Regions from separate parts of the Homo sapiens genome. Here region 1 is linked to region 2. Evidence: read pairs that join two places in POLR2A ChIA-PET (ENCODE). Cell type or tissue: A673. All regions are shown on one strand. Links, peaks and the distances in the headings refer to the core of each region. The heading gives the core; the rest is flanking DNA.

Region 1 (5,000 bases), core at 1-5,000, 190 kb before region 2:
TGGGAAGACGGGTTTTTGTTCGGGATCACAAGCTGATACAGGTTGTGTGGTGATCTGAACCCAGCGCTGCCTCTTGTCTGGATCTCAGATCTGAGGGTGCCTGCGTCGGCCACCTGCTCCTGGGGGTTCTTCCTACAATAACTGCCCTGCCTCTGACCACACCCTCTTCCATCAACAGCTCTGCCCACAGGCACCTCACCTGGATGCCAATTCTGCGGGAACCGGAGCCCAAACGAGAGAGGGATGGAGAAGGTGCACAGACACAGCAGAGGGCTGTGGAGGCCTGTGGCCAAGGCAGCAGCAAAGGAACGGAATCCCCCAAAGCCAAAAGCCATGCTGGGCGGTTGACTCTCCCCAGATGTGCACCCGAGCATCTGAGGTGGGTCTCCTACGACTTCCTCGTTTCACCCAAGGAAAATCCCGTTTCTCAGAAAACACTAGAGACAGCACATGAACGTGCATGAGTGTGCGGCTGACGTGCATGTGTGCCCGTTGTATACGAGTGTGCCCGTGCTGCACGCAGGTGTGCGGTTAACAGGCACGAGTGTACCCGTCCCAGCACGCTGGCACTGGGCTGAGGCCACTGGTGCTGAGCAGCCCACTGCCCTGCCGTGTATGTCCGGCACCGCTGCCACTTGGCCACGGGACCTCCTCTGGCCAGGATCTCAGGGAAGGCCTCTTCACAGGAGAATGGGTTTTAAGCCTAGGAAATACGAACGACCAAAGTACATAAGAGGCAACAATGGGAATCTGGGTAAAACCTTAGAGAGTTTCTAGAACAACAGATTTTGGAATCTGAGGCAGGGACGCTCGGGAAAGGCAGAGAATGCAAAGCCAGCTTGCACGGTGCTGGCATTTATTTCCAGGCGGCCGTGGACGTGAAATCCAGCATCTGCTGAGACACAGACACCTCCTGCCCCGCCATCTTCTGAATCAGGGCAGGATGTGACCAAGAGCCCAAGGCCCCACCAAAGTCCCCTCCTCTAGCACGTCCCACCCACAGGCATGAGGCTGCTGGGATGGGTGGAGGGTATGGGATGCAGCGGGGTCACCAGTCTCACCCCGGCTGCCTCCTTTGGGAGAAAGTAACACGGCTGTGCGCGTCCCCGTTACTCCTGCACGAGAAAGGGATGCATTTACATTTGAGAAATCTAATTTGGAAAAACAAAACTCAAATATTAAAATGAAAACAGGCCGGGCGTGGTGGCTCACGCCTGTAATCTCAGCACTTTGGGAGGCCGAGGCAGGAGGATCACATGAGGTCAGGAGTTCAAGACCAGCCTGGTCAATACGGTGAAACTCTGTCTATACTAAAAATGCAAGAATTAGCTGGGCGTGGTGTCTCACGCCTGTAATCCCAGCTGCTTGGGAGGCTGACGCAGAAGAACTGCTTGAATCCAGGAGGGAGAGGTTGCAGTGAGCCAAGATCGCACCACTGCACTCCAGCCTGGGTGACACAACAAGACTCTGACTCAAAAAAAAAAAAAAAAAAAGAAAAAAAAGAAAAAGAAAAGAGAAAAGTCCTTCTTAGGCTGCCATCTGTGAGCTCTTATCATTGGAGAGCTGGAATTATTCTTATTCTCAAAGTTTCAGAAAAAGTTCTTTCTGAAGTTAACTGACAGCCGACGCCTGGAGATTAGAATTCAAGGCATTTTACTGAGCCACTGTCACCTGCAGGAAACAGGCTGGGGGTCGCAGGGAATGGTCGCTTCTCACCAAGGTCATCAGAAGGTTGCACCATTATGGGCTGCAGCGACACAGGGCTAGGCCGGCAGCTCAAGGCTGGGGAGCTCCGGGGGGTTTCCAAGGCCCCTGTGCACTGCCACACACAGGCAAAGCCCCCACGATGTCCAGGATCCAAGCTCCAGTCTGAGCTGCTGCATTGAGCCAAGCGTGCAGACTGAACGGAGAACCTCCTCCAGGGCCCTGATGCACAGAGGGAGGCTGCTGACTCGGGAAAGCACTTACGGCAACAGTGACAGAGTAAAGCAAGAAAGGGACGGGGCACGGAGGGCCCGTGCAGAGAAAACTACAAAACTTAACTGAAAGACAAAAAAGACCTAGGTAAAAAGCTAAATTTGGGAGGCCGAGGTGGGCGGATCACATAAGGTCAGGAGTTCGAGACCAGCCTGACTAACACGTGTGTTGAGTTTTTTTTTTCTTTTATGGATCCCCGTCTATACTAAAAATACAAAAATTAAGTGGGCGTGGTGGTGCATGTCTCTAATTCCAGGTGCTCAGGAGGCTGAGGCAGGAGAATCGCTTGAACCCAGGAGGTAGAGGTTGCAGTGAGCCAAGATCGCGCCACTGCACCGAGATCGCGCCATTGCACTCCACCCTGGGCAACAGAGACTCTGTCTCAAAAAAAAAAAAAGTAAAAAGCTAGGCACGCAGCATACAAAGCCAGTTTCCAACAGGTCTGCCTAATTCTCAGGAAGCATCTGCCTGCTCGGGAGAGATGGGGCTGAGGCTGGAGTCTCCCCGGCCTGGCTCTGCCAGCATCGAAGTTGGCCACAGGCTGCCCATCCCCACTGAGGCACAGGGGAAATTTTACATCTAAAAAGTACAGCAGCTGAAATGAAACCTCAATGAATGGGCTCACACAGAATGAAAAAGCCATAGGAAAGAAATCAGCGAGCTTGAAGCTGAAACAGTAAAGATTACCCAACCTGAACAACAGAGAAAAAGAGGCTGAAAATCAAATCTTAAGAGTCTCAGGGACACACTAGACCATACATAACAAAAGCTCTCCCATGCATGTCACTGAATCCCAGAAGAAGAACAGAAAGCAGATGAGGCAAAAAACCCTCAAAGAAATAATGGCTGAAAAATGTACAGATTTGGTCAGAATGATAAACCTACAGACTGAAGATGAGTGAGCCCCATGCAGGATGAACCCGAAGAAACTCAACCAGGCTTCTGAAAACCAGAAACAAGGCAGCCAGGGAGAAACCAATGAGGGAAAAACTATTCAAATTTCAAAAAATCCTTCAGGACCTGGGGCTTGGTGAAGAGTTCTTAGCCATGACACCAAAAACAGGATCTATAAAAGAAAAAGAAAAAACTCAACACATCGGACGTCATCAAAACGTAAAGCTCTGGATGGGCGCAGGCGTCCAATGAGAGGATAAAGAGGTCACAAGCTGGGAGAAGAGACTCCTATCTAGAATACAGGAAAAACTCAAAATTCAGTATAAAAACCAAACAATTCAATTAGAACGAGGACAAAACACACGAGGAGGTATTTCACTGAAGAGGCTCTGCAGATGGTAAATAAGCACATGAAGAGATGTTCAATGCAGGCCGGGCGCGGTGGCTCAAACCTGTAATCCCAGCACCTTGAGAGGCCAAAGCGGGTGGATCACCTGAGGTCAGGAGTTCGAGACCAGCCTGGCCAACATGGTGAAACCCCATCTCTACTAAAAATACAAAAATTAGATGGGCATGGTGGCGTGTGCCTGTAGTCCCAGCTACTCAGGAAGCTGAGGCAGGAGAATTGCTTGAACCCAGGAGGCAAAGGTTGCAGTGAGCCAAGGTCTCGCCACTGCACTCCAGCCTGGGTGATGGAGTGAGATTCTGTCAAAAAAATATGTGCAGTGTAGTTAGCTATTAGGGAAACACAAAGCTAAGACAGCTACCTACTCCCTAGGCACCGTGGCTCACACCTGTAATCCCAGCACGTTGGGAGGCAGAGGCGGGAGGATCATTTGAGGCTGAGTTTGCAACCAGCCTGGACAACACAGCAAGACCTCATCTCTATTAAAAGAATCTTTTTTTAAAATTAGCCAGGCATAGTGGTGCACGCTTGTAGTCCCAGCTACTCGGGAGGCTGAGTCAGGAGGAACACTTGAGCCCAGGAGTTCAAGGCGGCAGTGAGCCATGATTGTGCCATCGCACTCCAGCTGGGCAACAGAGTGAGACCCTGTCTCAAAAACAAACAAACAAAACAAACAAAAAAAAAACAAAAAAAACAAGGTTGGGTGTGGTGGCTCATGCCTGTAATCCCAGCACTTTGGGAGGCCAAGGTGGGTGGATCACCTGAGGTTGGGAGTTCGAGATCAGACTGACCAACATGGTGCAACCCCGTCTCTACTAAAAATACAAAATTAGCCGGGCGTGGTGGCGGGTCCCTCTAATCCTAACTACTCGGGAGGCTGGGGCAGGAGAATCGCTTGAACCCCGGAGGCGGAGGCTGTGGGGAGCCGAGATTGTGCCACTGCACTCCAGCCTGGGTGACAAGAGTGAAACTCCGTCTCAAACAAACAAACAAAAAAACAAAAGCTACATACCTATCAGAATGGCTAAAATTAAAACAAATACAGCAAATGCTGGTGAGGCTGCAGAGACACTGGGCTTCTCATACATGGGTGGAAGGAAGGTAAAATATGGCAGCCACTCTGAAAGCGAGGTCGGCAGTTGCTTTAAAAACAAAACCTATGCCAAGGACAGGCCTTAGGCACTGCACTCCCGGGTACTCACCCTGACGAGGGAAACCTAGGTCCGCTCAAAACCTAAGCATGGTTGCTCACAGCAGCTATTGTATTTGTAGTAGGCCGAAAAATGGAAAAACTAATGTACTTCAGTAGACAGGGGGTCAAACAAACAGGGGAACCTCCACCCAGTGGCATCTCAGCAATAAAAAGGAATCCACTCCTGAGGCCCACAACTCAGAAAGACGGCCCTGAGCTGCGGACGAGCCCGCTTCTGAAACCTTCTCATAACGACAGGCCTGCAGCCATGGAGACGCATTTACTGGTTTCCAGGGTTACAATGGCTGCGTGGCCGCCACGGTGGGGATGGCTCTGCGTGGTGACCGAGGTGGCGGTCGCAGAGCCACACGGGATGAGATGACGGAACCACACACAGCGCACCGATGCCAACTTCCCGGCTGTGATGCTGATGGACGCGTCGGAGGAGGCTGGTGGGCTGTGCAGGGACCTCTGCAACACGTCTGCTGCTCCTTGTGAATCTGTGATTGTTTCCAAATGGAAAGTGTGTCC
Region 2 (6,334 bases), core at 614-5,613:
CGAAACTCATGTTGAAACTTAATTCCCAGTGTGGCAGGATTGAGAGTTGGCCTTTAAGAGGTGATCGGGTCAGGAGGGCAGTGCCCTCGTGAATAGATGAATCCATTCACAGATTAATGGATTAATGGGTTAGCGCAGGAGCGGGACGGGTGGATTTATTAGAAGAGGAAGAGAGACCTGAGTTAGCACACTCGACCCCTCCCCGTGTGATCCTCCGTGCCGTCTCGGGACTCTGCAGAGAGTCTGCGTGTCAGTCCATTTTCACGCTGCTCATAAAGACATACCTCAGACGGGGCAATTTACAAAAGAAAGAGGTTTAATGGACTCACAGTTCCACGTGGCTGGGGAGGCCTCACAATCACGGCGGAAGGTGAAACGCGCACCTCAGACGGCAGCAGAGAAGAGAAGAGCGGTGTGGGGAAACTCCCGTTTATAAAACCATCAGATCTCGTGAGACTTACTCACTGTCACGAGAACAGCACGGGAAAGACCTGCCTCTATGATTCAATTACCTCCCACTGGGTCCCTCCCACAACATGTGGGCGTTCAAGATGAGATTTGGGTGGGGACACAGCCAAACCATATCAGTCCCCACAGCCAGGAGGCCCTCACCAGATATGGTCCCTCCACCTTGGAATTCTCAGCTTCCCTAACTGTAACAAATAGATTCACTTTTAAAAGAAATTACTCATGGCCGGCCGCGGTGACTCACATCTGTAATCCCAGCACTTTGGGAGGCCGAGGTGGGTGGATCACTTGAGATCAGGCGTTCGAGACCAGCCTGGCCAACATGGCGAAATCCCATCTCTACTAAAAATACAAAAATTAGCCGGGCACGGTGGCAGGTGCCTGTAATCCCAGCTACTCGAGAGGCTGAGGCAGGAGAATCGCTTGAACCTGGGAGGCAGACGTTGCAGTGAGCCAAGATCGTGCCACTGCACTCCAGCCTAGGCGACAGAGTGAGACTCTGTCTCAAAAACAAACAAACGAACAAACAAACACACACACAAAATAAAATAAATTACTCATTTCTGTTGTTCTGTTATGAGCAACAGAAAATGGACTAAGACCATTGTTTTCTCTTTTTCTTCATTTTCTTGGTTCTCAGATCTTCATTGTTCTGTAATAATCTTGCAGCTGTGGGATTCTGTTGACAAACTGTTCCAGATCACTCAATGATTAAGATGGGCTCCCTTTGTCTTCAGGGAGGATCCAGGGATAATCTCTGTTTTACTAAATTGATGCAGAAGTTTTTCTTCAAAGCCTTTCTCTCCTGCAGAGCCTAGCAGGTGACAGAGGTCGTAATTACTCTCATATCCACACCTCTTTTCCCTTCTTTTTCTTTTTTTTTTCTTGGAATTCAGTAGAAATCTGTCTTTGTCTTTAAAGCATTTTAACTTGACACTTATCTGCCTTAGTGTGGGTCTTCAGGGCTCTATTGCAGACTGCCTTTTATTTAAGAAGTTTTGTCTTTAATAATTGTTCTGTGATGGTTTCTCATTGCAGATGTTTTCTAGTCTGACACCAAGTCTCCTTGACTTGCTTTTGGGTGTCTCTACTATCCTTCCAGTCTTTTTTTTTTTTCCCCATTGTCACCTCAGCTGGAGTGCAATGGTGTGATCATAGCTCATTGCAGCCTCCAACTCCTGGGCTCAAGTGATCCCCCCACCTCAGCCTTCCAAGTAGCTGGGACTATAGGCATGTGCCACCATACTGGCCAATTTAACTTTTTTTTTTTTTTTTTTTTTTGTAGAGACGGGTTGTGCTATGTTGCTCAGGCTGGTCTCAAACCCCTGGCCTCAAGAGCTGGGATTACAGGCAGGAGCCATTGTGCCTGGCCTCCTTCCAGCCTTTAATAGCTCCAAATCAAGTCAGTTGTCTTGGCATAGCCTCAACACTCCTGATTTTGTGTATGTCCTTTCCCCTTTAAAGCTCCCCTAACTGTAATCAGAGTGTCTCTTTTTTTTTTTTTTTGAGATGGAGTCTTGCTCTGTCACTCAGGCTGGAGTGCAGTGGTGCAGTCTCAGCTCACTGCAACCTCTGCCTCACGGGTTCAAGTGATTCTCCTGCCTCAGCTTCCTGAGTAGCTGGGATTATAGGCATGGACCACCCTGCCCAGCTAATTTTTGTATTTTTAGTAGAGATGTGGTTTCACCCTCTTGGCCAGGCTGGTCTTGAACTCATGACCTCAGATGATCCACCCTCCTCGGCCTCCCAAAGTGCTGGGATTACAGGTGTGAGCCACCGCACCCAGCCGTGTCTCCTTAATGTTTATGAGCGTAACCCTTGTTTCCTTAGACCCAGAGCTGTGATAGTTTTTACAAATGTTTAAAATAGTTTAAGTTAGTATTTAAAAGGGAAAAACTTCTACATAAACTTAAGAGCTAAAACTATGAAACTCTTGGAAGACAATGAAGCGACGTCATTGTCTGGGGTAAATACCCGAGGTTCGTCGTCTCACGCCAAGGGAATCAAGGACACAGACACGCAAGAAGTGAGTTTAAGAGCAGAGGTTTAGTAGGCTAAAGAACGAGAAAAGAGAAAAGCTCTCTCTCCTGCAGAGAGAGAGGTTGGCTCCCAAGTGGGTTTTCCAGTTCCATGGGGAAATGCATGGGGTTTTATCGATGAGCTTGAGAAGGTGGTGTCTAATTTACATACGGCACAAGACATTGGTCCGATCAGCTGTGCCATTTGCATAGTGCATGAAGAAGCTAGCCATCCCACCCTAATCTTTTATTATGCAGATGAGGTTTCTACCTGGCCGGCACCATGTTGCCTGCTTTTTACTGCACACATAGCGACAAAGAAAAGGGAAGAGGGAACCTCCACGTTGAATACACCTGGCTTCCAAGTATTCCTTTTCTATTGGCACAGCTGCTGGCATTTACCTATGCAAGCTTTTAGCTTGCTTATCTATGCTTGCAGCTTGATTTTTCAGGCTGCTTTTTGTTAGAAAAGATATCATTTGGGGGGTGCTTTTTATTAAAATGAAACTTTACCAAGGACTCTCTTACCCTCACCATCTGCCTAAATAATTTCTTTCTAGTTCCTGTATCAAAAACATAGGGGTAAATCTTCATGATGTTGGATTTGGCAATAATTTCTTTCTTTTTTTTTTTTGAGGTGGAGTCTCACTCTGTCACCCAGGTTGGACTGCCGTGGTGCGATCTCGGCTCACTGCAACCTCGGCCTCCTGGGTTCAAGAAATTTTCCTGCCTCATCCTCCTGAGTAGCTGGCACCACAGGTGCATGCCACCATGCCCGACTAATTTTTATATTTTTAGTGGAGATGGGGTTTTACCACTTTGGCCAGGCTAGTCTTGAACTCCTGACCTTAGGTGATCTATCTGCCTCGACCTCCCAAAGTGCTGGGAGGCAATGATTTCTTGGATATGACACCAAAAGTATAAGCATCGAAAGAAAAAATTACTACATTGGACTTCACCAAAGTTAAAAACTTCTGCATCAAAGACCACTATCAAGAGAGTGAAAAGACAGCCTACAGAATTGGAGAAAATATTTTCAAATCATCTATCTGATGGACAAGTAATATTCAGAGTATACAGAGCTCTTACAAAGCAACAAAAACAAAAGGACAACTCAATTAAAAAATGGGCAAAGGATTCGAATAGATGTGTCTCCAAAGTCATACAAATGGGCAATATGCACATGAAAAGATGCTAAAAATCGTTATTCACCAGGGAGATGCAAATCAAAACCACAATGAGATACCCCTACACACCCACCTCCTGGCTATGATTAAAAACAATGGGAAATAACAACTGTTGGCAAGGATGTGGAGAAATTGGAAACTTTGTGCATTGCTGGTGGGAATGGAAAATGTTGCAGCTGCTGTGGAAATTTGGTACATGCTCAAGTAGTTGGACATGGAATTACCATAAAATCACCAGCAATTGCACCTTTGGTATATATCCAGAAGAATGAAAAGCAGGAACTTAAAGAGCTTAAAGAGATACGTGTATGCTAATGCTCTCAGTAGCATTATTCATAGTAACCAAAAAGTTACTATGTCCATTGATGAATGAATGTATAAACAAAATGTGGCCTATCCCTGCAATGGAAGATTTGTTGGCCATTAAAAGAAATGATATTCTGATACATGCCAAAACATGGATAAACATTAAGGACACTATGCTAAGTGAAATAAGCCAGACACAAAAGGACAGATATTGTATGATTCCTGATATGGTTTGGCTGTGTCCCCACCCAAATCTCATCTTGAATTGTAGCCCCTGTAATCCTCATGTGTTGTGGAAGGGACCCAGTGGGAGATGATTGAATCATGGGGACTGTTTCCCCCTTACTGTTCTCATGGTAGTGAATAAGTCTTGCAAGATCTGATGGTTTATAAGGGGAAACCCCTTTTGCTTGGTTCTCATTCCCTCTTTGCTGGCCACCAGCTATGATGTCTCTTTGTGCTCCTTCGTCTTCCACCATGATTGTGAGGTCTCCCCAGCCATGTGGAATCGTGAGTTTCCTTTATAAATTACCCAGTTATTGCATGATCTGGTTGTTTAAAAGCGCATGGCACCTCTCCTCTCCCTTTCTCTTGCTCCTGCTCCTGCCATGTAAGACGCCTGCTTGCCCTTTGCCTTCCACCATGATTGAGGCCTCCCCAAAAGCAGAAGCTACTATGCTTCCTGTACAAACTGCAGCACCACAGGCCGATCAAACCTCTTTTCTTATAAATTGCCCAGTCTCAGGTATTTCTTTATAGCAGTGCGATAATGAGACTGATATAGGGTCGCATATAGCAAATCAGGGTAGATCCAGGATTTGAGACCATGTTTGTGAGTGACTCCTAAGCCTAGAGATGGTAGAATGGCCATCTCTACCACCTACCATTCCAGGACACTTCAGGACTTCAGGTAAAACCCTTGGGTGGGGCTCAGCAGACCCAAGCTCTGGGTCAATTCTCCTCTGCCTCAATATGTGACCTCAGGCAGACCCCTTGGTTGTTCTTGGTCTAAATCTCATTGGCATTCCCAACTCCATTTTTTTTTTGTTTTGCACTAGCTATTATCTTTGCCTGGAACATTCTTCCTCCAGTTCCTCTGTGTCAGGGACCCCAAGAACACTCTCATGTTCAATGACTTGCTAGAAGGACTCAGAAAAGCCTGTTATACTCACAGTTATGATTTTTTTTTTTTTTTGAGACGAACTCTCGCTCTGTCGCCAGGCTGGAGTACAGTGGCACGATCTTGGCTCACTGCAACCTCAGCCTCCCGGGTTCAAGTGATTCTCCTGCCTTTGCCTCCCGAGCAGCTGGGACTACAGGTGCACGCCACCACACCCAGCTAATTTTTGTATTTTTAGTAGAGATGGGGTTTCGCCATGTTGGCCAGAATGGGCTCAATCTCTTGATCTCATGATCCACACTCCTTGGCCTCCCAAAGTTTAAAACCGCCAAGACTAAAAGGCACATAGGACAGAGTTCAGGGGACACCAGGATAAAGCTTTTTGTTGTCCTCTCCTGGTGGAGCCATACAGACAGCACCAACTGTGATGACACATAGGGCATATTGTGAACCACGGAAGCTCATGCAACTTTAATTCCCAGAGTTTTTTATTTTTACTTTTGCAAGAAGAGGTCTTGCTATGTTGCCCAGGCTGGTCTCGAACTCTTGGACTCAAGCAATCTGCCTGCTTCGGATTCCCAAAGCGCTAGGATTGCAGGTGTGAGTCATTGCACTTGGCCAGTTTCCAGAGTGTTTATTGAGGTCAGTCACATAAACATGGAGTGCCCATGTGGCTGACATTAGTTATTCAATCTCCAGCCCCTCCAGAGGTCAAACTGAACCAGAGAGGTCTAAGACCCCTCGCCATCATTCACAGTGTTGGCATAAACTATCTGCTGTGGCCCACTGCCCCAGTTATGCAAAAAACACTCATCACGTGGGATATTTCACAGGCTTCAAGGTTATCTCCTGGTCAGAGTCAGTTCTTTCTTTGGAATGTGCAGGGTTTGGACAACAAAGACCTGCTGAGTTAACCCCTTGCACACTCATGGTTCTTCTCATCAACCAAAACTCAGCACATACATGGCTTCCTCAGAGGGGCCTCTGTTGACCAAGCAACCTGAATGACTCCCTATCACTTTCCGTCACTTTCCCATGGTTTATTTTCATAATTGCTTTTCCGATCACCATATATTTTCCTGTTTTTCTTTCTTATTTTTTAGAAACAGGGTCTTGCTCTGTCACCCAGGCTGGAGTGCAACGGCATAATCATGGCTCACTGTAACCTTAGTCTCCTGGGCTCAAGGAATCCTCCCACTTCAGCCTCCTGAGTAGCTGGGACTATAGGAATGCAC

Evidence for each region. Peaks named below come from ENCODE experiments on the same cell type or tissue, not always from the same donor. Only the 100,000 strongest peaks of a DNase experiment are listed, where the experiment ranks them.
Region 1: POLR2A ChIA-PET joins it to region 2 with 7 read pairs; 2 of 35 experiments call an interaction of 5 or more read pairs at or near these places.

What each region holds. Positions count from the first base shown.
Region 1 is chr7:4,718,083-4,723,082 of GRCh38, reverse strand. The region is part of intron 1 of FOXK1 (forkhead box K1); the gene reads right to left. It overlaps LOC124901581 (a long non-coding RNA gene), which reads right to left and starts at 598. Exons shown (of 2, transcript XR_007060199.1): 1 at 1-598. In A673, for the core only: no CTCF peak of the experiment used is centred there; no DNase peak of the experiment used is centred there; H3K27ac peaks cover 651 bases.
Region 2 is chr7:4,527,818-4,534,151 of GRCh38, reverse strand. LOC105375133 (a long non-coding RNA gene) reads right to left here and starts at 408. Exons shown (of 3, transcript XR_926999.3): 1 at 330-408. In A673, for the core only: no CTCF peak of the experiment used is centred there; no DNase peak of the experiment used is centred there.